Linked DNA regions of Homo sapiens: region 2 is linked to region 1. The links are chromatin loops, found by intact Hi-C in ENCODE. Cell type or tissue: dorsolateral prefrontal cortex. All regions are shown on one strand. Links, peaks and the distances in the headings refer to the core of each region. The heading gives the core; the rest is flanking DNA. Region 1 overlaps MYO1D (myosin ID). Region 2 has its middle 7.3 kb from the start of TMEM98.

Evidence for each region. Hi-C counts contacts between places; a loop is a spot of excess contacts. Peaks named below come from ENCODE experiments on the same cell type or tissue, not always from the same donor. Only the 100,000 strongest peaks of a DNase experiment are listed, where the experiment ranks them.
Region 2: it touches region 1 in a loop (8-fold over the local background); 19 of 110 quality-filtered maps call a loop at or near these places.

Annotation. Positions count from the first base shown.
Region 1 is chr17:32,868,250-32,873,624 of GRCh38, reverse strand. All of the region lies in intron 1 of MYO1D (myosin ID), which reads left to right. Among named protein-coding and RNA genes, the nearest start is that of MYO1D-DT, 5.9 kb to the left of the region's middle. In dorsolateral prefrontal cortex, for the core only: no CTCF peak of the experiment used is centred there; no DNase peak of the experiment used is centred there; H3K27ac peaks cover 2,431 bases.
Region 2 is chr17:32,918,148-32,923,522 of GRCh38, reverse strand. No RefSeq gene overlaps it. Among named protein-coding and RNA genes, the nearest start is that of TMEM98, 7.3 kb to the left of the region's middle. RefSeq lists an enhancer at 5,046-5,375. In dorsolateral prefrontal cortex, for the core only: no CTCF peak of the experiment used is centred there; no DNase peak of the experiment used is centred there.

The sequences.
Region 1 (5,375 bases), core at 327-5,326:
AGTCCTCTCTTTCCTTTCACTTTGCAGAAGGTGACCAGAAACCCACCACTGCGTAATCCAGGTGCTGTTCTGTGATGTTGAAGTGTTTTTGTCTCCTGGAATATTGGTGGTTGGGCACATATTTCTGGTTGTATATAGCTGAAATTGAGCGTGTTTGGTCCATTGGTATATATGGATGTGTGAGTGAAATTCCCATGTGTGCTTGTACCTCATGACTCCTGCCCTCCCAAGCTGTAGTTCCTGCTCTTACTCCCCAGTCTGGAATGTCCTGTCCTCCCTTCCCACCTGGCTCTTCTGCAAGGCCTGCTTCCTTCCTTTAAGTCATGTAATAGTCAAGCACTCAAGGCTGCAGGTGCTTCATGGGTCTGTGTTTTCTCAACAGCAGCACCTAGCATAATGCTGGGTACAGAGTACATTCCTTCATGACAACATTTTTTTGTAGAGAGGGAAAAATGCTTGTTACTTTTTTTTTTAAAAGCTTATGTGGCATTGTCCTTTTAGAATTATCTTCTTGTTTTGCTATTAATCTGGCCTTCTTTTTCCCTCTTGGAGCTAAAGCTTGATTTTTAGACAACTGCCACAATTGATGCAACTTTCTCCTACCATTTTTACTTTTAAAAATTGACCTAGGCCGGGCGCGGTGGCTCACGCCTGTAATCCCAGCACTTTGGGAGGCCGAGGCAGGTGGATCATGAGGTCAGGAGATCCAGACCATCCTGGCTAACAAGGTGAAACCCTGTCTCTACTAAAAATACAAAAAATTAGCCGGGCGCGGTGGCGGGCGCCTGTAGTCCCAGCTACTCGGGAGGCTGAGGCAGGAGAATGGCGTGAACCCGGGAAGCGGAGCTTGCAGTGAGCCGAGATTGCGCCACTGCAGTCCGCAGTCCGGCCTGGGTGACAGAGCGAGACTCCGTCTCAAAAAAAAAAAAAAAAATTGACCTAGATGTGTGTCTGGATGGGGCAAGAGTAAAAGAGTGATGTGGATTACTGCGAGTTAGGATATCTGAGAAGGAGCTTCAACTTATATTTCTTGCTTTATAACAAAACCTGCGGCCGGGCGCGGTGGCTCACGCCTGTAATCCCAGCACTTTGGGAGGCTGAGGCGGGCGGATCATGAGGTCAGGAGATCGAGACCATCCTGGCTAACACCGTGAAACTCTGTCTCTACTAAAAATACAAAAAAAATTAGCCAGGCGTGGTGGTGGGTGCCTGTGGTCCCAGCTACTTGGGAGGCTGAGGCAGGAGAATGGCGTGAACCTGGGAGGTGGAGCTGGCAGTGAGCCGAGATTGCGCCATTGCCCTCCAGCCTGGGTGACTGAGCAAGACTCCGTCTCAAAATAAATAAATAAATAAAACCTGCTTGTGTTCTAACAAAACCCTGGAATATCTGAGAAGGAGCTTCAATTTATATTCCTTGCTTTATAACAAAACCTGCTTGTATTGTGAGGGCTCCTTCTTTCCCTCCCAGAAGTCTCTTGTTGGGGGATATTTCTTTTGACTTTTTGGTGGAGATGGAGGTGGTGGTGATAAGTTCCTCATTCCAATTTCCAAGGGTCTCTGCTCAGGCGTAAGACCTCTGTATGAGTCCTGCCTGCTTCCATGGTCAGGAGCAGTTCCTGCCAGCAACCCTGATGACCACTTGAAGCCCTAACCACAACATCCCTGTCCTACCATGTTCTGCTTTCTCTGTAGCCACTTCCTTTTTGGATGTGGAGCTCATTGGTTCCTTTTCTCCTTACATGGGCCATTCCTATACGTGAGTTCTTCCAGCATTAACATCAGCTTTGCACCCTCCCTCTGAGAGTCCTGCCAGGGCAAGCTGCTTGCATCTGCTCCTCGGCGTGCTCCTTACTCCGCACACTCCTCACTCTCAGCCATGTGCGTGAAAGGAAGAATGCAGGCTACTGCTCAGGAGTGGACTTGAGCCACGGACGGTGTCCTTGACAGAAATGCTTTCCATTTTATAGGACAATGAAATATACGTTAGACTTCCAGAGGTCCAGTTTCTTAACTTTATTTGTTATTGGTTCCTGTTTTGAGAATAAAGCATCTATTCAGTCTGATATCTTGGCTTCTCAGAAATTTAATTTTTCACCCTCTCTTTTCTTACTGGGTTTTGTCTTCCATAAAAGCAATCATCTGAAGCACTGTGCATGCCAAAGCTCCATGCAACTTCTCTTTTTTAATCTAACACAGTATGTCTTTTGTACCTTTGCTTAGACCTGGGATTTTCAGCCTTGTCACTATTGACATTTTAGACATTTTAGACTTTGTTGTAGGGGCTGTCCTGTGTGTCGTAGGATGTTTAGAAGCATCCCTGGCCTCTACTCACTAGATGTCAACAACTCCACTCCTCTTTCATTTATGACAACCAAAAATGTCTCTAGACATTGCCACAAGTCCCTGGGGGGGTTGTGTGTGGGTGGGTGTCTTTGTGCTCACATGCATGCAATATTATCCCTAGCTGAGAGCCACTGGCTCTTGCTGTTTTCACCCCCTGGAATGTCCTCCTTTCCTCATCTCTGCCCTCATTCCCTGCCTGCCATACTCTTACTCATCCTTCAAGACCAGATGTGAGAAATCTTTCCCAATCCCCCAAAACAGGTCAATGTCACATTCTCATGTGCTCTCAGGATACATGGACATTTATTCATAACAGAGAATTTATCATATTCATATTCCTCACCAACCTATGGAATCCTCAAAGGCAGATAGCCTGTTCAGAGGTAGATCCAGGTTTTCTGGTGCTTTGAACCTCATAATGCTTGGGGGCAACCACCTTTAAGAAAAAGAATGTAAATCATGAATGCAGAATAAAATGCAAGGCTTTGGAAGGGGAAGGTGCAAGTGAGTGGCTGTGAAGCAAACCTACCTTTAATCCTTTTGCGTTTTCTGTGATGCTACAGAATTTGCCCTTCCCCATGTTTAATACATCTTAAAATGAATTAACTGAGTACTCAAATGTTGGCTGATTGGTCTTCAACCAATGGAATTATTTCTTTTTTTTCTTTCTTTTTTTTTTTTTTTAGCAGACAATCTTCTCAAAATACTGTACTTTAATAGAACTTAACTGTGTGTTGGGGCAGTGAGTTATAGATTAGAAGAAAGGCAGGAAACAGACACACACATACTCACCACACCACCCCTGTATTCTTTCTCTGTGGCTGTTTGGTCATTTGGAAAATTTGGTGGGACAAAGGGTGTCTCTTGCTTGCCAGGGAAAAAAACCCATAGATACCCTGGGTGGTCTTCAAGTAAATGTAAACCTGCCATTGGTTCAGGGCTCTAGTTAGAAATAGCTCTAGTTAGATTTATAGGAGAGGTGAATGGCACACTAAATCTTTTTGGCTTCCATGTGAAATTCTTTGGCAACCTCTTTTGAAGGCCTTTGGAAAAGGACAGTTTGCTCTCTGCCTGTTTTGTACATTGGCTTCATATTGGGACAAAAATGGGAATTTGGGTTTTGGAGCTGCCATTTGGAGTGAATCACCCTGCCGCCTGGTTTCCTTTCCTACTCCGTGACAGATTTCCGAGACTATTTTTATTCAGGGTCATTTCTTGACCCTGGAGACTTCTGCTGAATTTAGTTCCCAAATAGAGCCAGATGTGGGTGGAATCAAGCACTTAGAAGTTGCTACTGGTTCATTTCATTGCAGGTTCTGATGGGATCTACTTTTCTTTTTTCTTTTTTTTAGACGAGGTCTCACTCTGTCACCCAGGCTGGAGTGCAATGGCACAATCATGATTCACTGCAGCCTTGACTTCCCCAGCTCAAGCAACCCTCCTACTTCAGCCTCCTGAGTAGCTGGGACTACAGGCGCACACCACCAAGCCTGGCTAATTTTTTTTTTTTATTTGGGAACTACTTTTACATTAAAGAGATACACTTTGGCTTTTTGCTTAACTTTGAGACAAAAATGTTGAATCTGATATAGCTAGAAATGTGTTTATTTAGTGATCTCCATATTAGCTCTATGTGGAGAGCTGTTCGTTGACATTCTCACCTAAGTGTGAGTCAGCTAAGCAAAATGGACACTATCTCTAGGAGTGACCTCATTTAATGATAATTCTCTAGTACCCATTTGTGGTGCTGCCACTGGAACTGGTTTGGGTCATTGTATTATTGCCCAGCCACTGCTAAGTCGGGGAACTTTACTGTCAGCAGTGGCTCCAGCTCCGCTGGGTAGATTACCTGTTCATGAGCCTCACCGACATGGCCTATAAAAATGCCAACTATATTCATAATGGGGTCAGAGGGTAACAGCATTTTAAAATATGCATTGTATGTCTCTCCTTTATCATTTATTAGATGCCTTGATTTGGATGACAGTTTTATTTCCTGTAGGAAGCAGGCTTCTTTCAGTTCAACTGCAATGTAATTACTGGCTAGATCTCTTTTTTTTTTTGAGACAGGGCCTCGCTCTGTTGCCCAGGCTGGAGTGCGGTAGTGCGATCTTGGCTCACTGCATCCTCTGCATCCCAGGTTCAAGCGATTCTCATGCCTCAGCCTCCCTAGTGGCTGGGATTACAGGCACGTACCACCACTCCCAGCTAATTTTTTTTTTTTTTTGTATTTTTAGTAGAGATGGGGTTTTGCTATGTTGGTCAGGCTGGTCTCAAACTCCTGAGCTCAAGTGATCCGCCCGCCTCAGCCTCCCAAAGTTTTGAGATTACAGGCATGAGCCACCGAACCCAGCCAAGATCTCTTGAATAGAACAATGTTTTCCAAACTTTAGTTTTGAGCATTTGTGGGAAAAGAGAATCAAAAGTATGCTTCCAATAGGGAATCATGGAAAGAGCACAGGCTCTGAGACGTAAATGACCAAGTTCAAATCTCAGCTTCAGCTGAGCATACTTCTCTTACCATAGGCTTCCCTAAGCCTCATTTCCTTATATGTAAAATGATCGCCTTTTAGGGTTATTGAGATGAAATCACATGTTCAGCAAGTGCCTGGTATATAATTCTCACTCAACTAATGCTAACTCTTCCTGAATCCTTCCCGAATGGCCTCACCTCCCTACCCTGACCCCATAACTGCTAGAGAGCTAGATATTTTCATCTCTTCCTTGTCATTTCTTCCTCCCTCACTAAGACAAAGTTTTGTCTTTTTTGTTTGTTTTGATTTTGTTTGGGGGGCAAGGATGAAAGTTTGCAATGGCGCAAACTAGGGAATTCAGATTACCTAGCAGAGAGTGCAAGAACACGAAATAGACAAATCTGGACCTTAATCTTGTCTTTGTTCCTTTACTACCACCTGTGTGACTTTGGACAAGTGACTTAGCTTCTTTGAGCCTCAGTTTTTTCATCTATAAAGATGATGTGTTCTTGTGAAATTATAGCACATTTAAAATATGTGTCAAATACCTATGGTGGT
Region 2 (5,375 bases), core at 147-5,146, 50 kb before region 1:
GGCTGGAGTGCAGCGGCGTGATCTCGGCTCGCTACAACCACCTCCCAGCCGCCTGCCTTGGCCTCCCAAAGAGCCGAGATTGCAGCCTCTGCCCGGCCGCCACCCCGTCTGGGAAGTGAGGAGCGTCTCTGCCTGGCCACCCATCGTCTGGGATATGAGGAGCCCCTCTGCCTGGCTGCCCAGTCTGGAAAGTGAGGAGCGTCTCTGCCCGGCCGCCATCCCATCTAGGAAGTGAGGAGCGTCTCTGCCCGGCCGCCCATCGTCTGAGATGTGGGGAGCACCTCTGCCCCACCGCCCTATCTGGGATGTGAGGAGCGCCTCTGCTGGGCCGCAACCCTGTCTGGGAGGTGAGGAGCGTCTCTGCCCGGCCGCTCCGTCTGAGAAGTGAGGAAACCCTCTGCCTGGCAACCGCCCCGTCTGAGAAGTGAGGAGCCCCTCCGTCCGGCAACCACCCCGTCTGGGAAGTGAGGAGCGTCTCCGCCCGGCAGCCACCCCGTCCGGGAGGGAGGTGGGGGGGGTCAGCCCCCCGCCCAGCCAGCCGCCCCGTCCGGGAGGTGAGGGGCTCCTCTGCCCGGCCGCCCCTACTGGGAAGTGAGGAGCCCCTCTGCCCGGCCAGCCGCCCCGTCCGGGAGGGAGGCGGGGGGGTGGGGGTCGGCCAGCCGCCCCGTCCGGGAGGGAGGTGGGGGGGTCAGCCCCCCGCCCGGCCAGCCGCCCCGTCCGGGAGGTGAGGGGCTCCTCTGCCCGGCCGCCCCTACTGGGAAGTGAGGAGCCCCTCTGCCCGGCCAGTCGCCCCATCCAGGAGGGAGGTGGGGGGGTCAGCCCCCCGCCCGGCCAGCCGCCCCGTCCGGGAGGGAGGTGGGGGGTCAGCCCCCCGCCCGGCCAGCCGCCCCGTCCGGGAGGGAGGTGGGGGGATCAGCCCCCCGCCTGGCCAGCCGCCCCGTCCGGGAGGTGAGGGGCGCCTGTGCCCGGCCGCCCCTACTGGGAAGTGAGGAGCCCCTCTGCCTGGCCAGCCGCCCCGCCCGGGAGGGAGGTGGGGGGTTCAGCCCCCCGCCTGGCCAGCCGCCCCATCCGGGAGGGAGGTGGGGGGGTAAGCCCCCCACCCGGCCAGCCGCCCCGTCTGGGAGGGAGGTGGGGGGGGTCAGCCCCCCGCCCGGCCAGCCGCCCCGTCCGGGAGGGAGGTGGGGGGATCAGCCCCCCGCCTGGCCAGCCGCCCCGTCTGGGAGGTGAGGGGCGCCTCTGCCCGGCCGCCCCTACTGGGAAGTGAGGAGCCCCTCTGCCCGGCCAGCCGCCCCGTCCGGGAGGGAGGCGGGGGGGGGGGGTCGGCCAGCCGCCCCGTCCGGGAGGGAGGTGGGGGGGTCAGCCCCCCTTCCGGCCGGCCGCCCCGTCCGGGAGGTGAGGGGCGCCTCTGCCCGGCCGCCCCTACTGGGAAGTGAGGACCCCTCTGCCCGGCCAGCCGCCCCGTCCGGGAGGGAGGTGGGGGGGACAGCCCCCCGCCCTGCCAGCCGCCCTATCCAGGAGGTGAGGGGCACCTCTGCCCGGCCGCCCCTACTGGGAAGTGAGGAGCCCCTCTGCCTGGCCAGCCGCCCCGTCCGGGAGGGTGGTGGGGGGGTCAGCCCCCCGCCCGGCCAGCCGCCCCATCCGGGAGGTGAGGGGCGCTTCTGCCCGGCCGCCCCTACTGGGAAGTGAGGAGCCCCTCTGCCCGGCCGCGACCCCGTCTGGGAGGTGTGCCCAGCGGCTCATTGGGGATGGGCCATGATGACAATGGCGGTTTTGTGGAATAGAAAGGCGGGAAGGGTGGGGAAAAAATTGAGAAATCGGATGGTTGCCGGGTCTGTGTGGATAGAAGTAGACATGGGAGACTTTTCATTTTGTTCTGTACTAAGAAAAATTCTTCTGCCTTGGGAAAAAAAAAAAAAAAAAAGAAATTTGGTTATTTCTGTGGTCTACAGTAAGTTAACATAATAAACATAATTATGAATGATAGCATATACTCAGACATATTTAGAATTTTAGAAATCCCATACAATTTTGTAACATATATTAATAGTCACTGAAATATAACCTGAAGAAAATTAAACATTTTTTTATTTTGACAATGCTTCCCATGTAACTAAATATGTAAGCTGAAATTTGATTTTGGGAAGCCTATTAAATATGCTAAAGGCTTACAAAAATTTACATTCCCATGCCTTCTTATAATCTTTTACCATTCATTCAACCGGTTTGCACAGAGAAAGAGAGGCCAGAGGTCCGACTGGTATGAAATTCTTACCCTTTTGCTGCGTATCAGGTTTCTGGGTTCTCTCTCCCTGAGCAGCCCTAGTGACCCTGGCTCAACTATATGCAAACACAAACATTGCCATGAATTAAGAATGTTCACAGGCCGGGCGCGGCGGCTCGTGCCTATAATCCCAGCACTTGGGAGGCTGAGGCACTAGAATCACTTGAACCCAGGAGGCAGAGGTTGCAGTGAGCCGAGATCGCACCAATGCACTCCAGCCTGGGTAACAGAGCAAGACTCCATCTCAAGAAGAAAAAAAAAAAAAAAAAGGAATATTCACAAATAGTTTACAAAGTCTGGACAAATTAGGCAGAGAGAGAAAAATATGACTTGAAAGCATACTCAATACACTTAAAGTATCAGGGAATCTAATATCCAAAAAGTTAGTTTAAAGTTAACAAGCTGGTGTGTTCCATCAATTCCTGTGAACCCAACAAAGGTAGCCTAGAAATTCCAGACAAATGGAACAAATGATGACTTGCTAGAAATGCATAGGAAACAAAATAACTATTCATAGAACCGAATAAAAGCCTTCCACTAGAAACTAAAAAAAATCATGGTTTTATATATATGCGTACATAAGCAAAGCCCAGAGGAGCGTAAACAGCAAACAAATAAAAATTAGAAGCACAAACAAACAGGAAACCAACCCTAAATTTCTCCTACTCAATCTACCCGGGAGGCAGCAGTGTTACCCAGAGCTCCCCGCCAGAAAAACCCACATAATGAATATTTTATTCCTGATATACAATTCAGTATCCTTAAGCTCACCAATATCACCACATATCCGGTGCAATCAGGAAATACACTCTCAGCCAGCCGTGGTGCTTCACGCCTGTAATCCCAGCACTTTGGGAGGCCAAGGCGGGTGGATCACTTGAGGTCAGGAGTTCAAGACCAGCCTGGCCAACATGGTGAAACCACAGCTCTACTAAAAAATACAAAAATTAACCAGGCATGGTGGCACGCACCCGTAATCCCAGCTACTCAGGAGGCTGTGGCAGGAGAATAGCTTGAACCCAAGAGGCAGAGGTTACAGTGAGCCGAGATCATGCCACTGCACTCCAGCCTCAGTGACAGAGCTAGATTCCATCAAAAAAAAAAAAAAAAAATTAACTCCAGGCACATAATCAGTAAGTACTCCAGTGCCAGCACTATCCATGCAAAACAGTAAACATAGTGTGAAGCAATGCAAGTATGTATATGAAATTTGACTCCACACAGAAAAACACGGCTTAACTATATTAAAAAAGAATTGCCAAACTGCCAATGCATTTTTTTACAATATTTCTTATTTTACTTTAATCAAGACTAAGAGCTTTAACTATGAAAATGTTAATTAGCCAAATTTCTCCAATTCTCTATGAGGTTTTAAATAATATTTTATTATCTAAACTTTTCCACATGTTTCTTCCCTACTTACTGGTTCCTTACTACATTGTTTCATAAACAACTTTTTCAAATCTGTAATTTGAACTAACTTTTAGATAACTTCTGAATTAGACAAAATTATTATTTTTCTCACTAATATCACAAACTTTTTTGGCACATTTTGTCCTTAGTAACCTAAAACTTTAGCAAAACACTAAAAAGCAAGAAATCTTGAACGATCAGACATGGGCATTTATAGATAAGAACAATCCCACAGTTTTTAAAAATATATTTCCCCATACCACAACCCTTTCTTAATTGGAAATGACCCACATATTCAACGAGCATCAAAAATAATTTTAAGATTTTAATTTACACAAAACATTTACATAAAACATTTATCCCATTTACATATACTCAATTCTTTCACTTACATTTATCTAGATAACTTCTGTAAACTGAGATATTAGATGCTATCATTTAAAGTTAGTTATTTCCTTGTTAACTACGTTTTGAATAGCCAGTGAACATCAGGTGCTCACCTAAACCTAAGTAAGAGTCTCAAAGTTAAATACATAGGTATTTTTGCTAATAAATCACAAGATTTAGCTGACAACATTAAATTACTCATGTTTGTCAATAAAAAGGGCACGCAAACCAAGATCACTTTGTTTTGGCTGGGTTTATAGTTTTATAACTTTCTATGCCAAACCTGGACACCTCAAAATATCTAGCAGAGACAAATATAAAATCCAGACAAAAGTGTATGCTGACAGTTCTGAAGGCATTTCTATTTTTATTTTACCAATAATTTTAAAAGCAGCTTGTTTAGTAAAGTTATACTTAAGTCACATGAACTTGAACATTGCTTAAACTTATTTATTTAATTTATGAGGGCTCTTTTACTTACAAGCCAGTTTGGTAGACACAACATATAACAATAAGCATACATACAAATAAACACATCTAGACATGTATACACACTACACACAAATAAATGAAGATCCAATACCTTTTACCTTGGAATCCTAGCCATGAGATAGCAATACAAGCTTGCCAGTTTTACTTTGTTTGCCCCAATAGGTAATCCAATGAAGGCCGTGAACCAAAATTTCAGGTAAAGCAGTTTGATTTTTAAAGGCCAGACCGCCCCAGATTCCAAAGAACACTGGGGCCAAACAGCACCAAAGGAGAGCATCACATATTAACCAGACCCAACCCTGCTTAGGACAGCAGCACTAAAGCCTGGATACATGCAACTCCATCCTACTTTCCCATTCAACAGCAAACTCCAGATTCCAAACAATATTGGGGCCAAACAGTATCGCAACTGCAAGAGAAAATTCTAACGAGGGCTTAGTACTAGGCCTAAGAACCTCTGCCGAGGGCGTTCTCTTTGGAGAGGTTGTGGTCCAGAGGATCCCCCAGAGTGTCCCCCTTTGGGGTCCAATCTTAGAGTGTCAGATGTCTCTGACCTTAGATGGGCACCAGTGCCACTTTGCATGTTTTCCCTCCAGAGGTCATGGCCTACTATGAGCTTTCCTTTTATCCTTGGATGAAGGCCTGGACTTACAGCACTCTTATAATTTGTTAAGGCCACAATTTCCCATGCTCTTCATTCCACTAGAGATAGCCATGAACTTTAATGACAGGAACTGGAGGCTGAGTGGGTTTCTTTTGCCCTTAGCCAGTCGAGTAGGAGAAGGGAAGAATTTAGCATAAG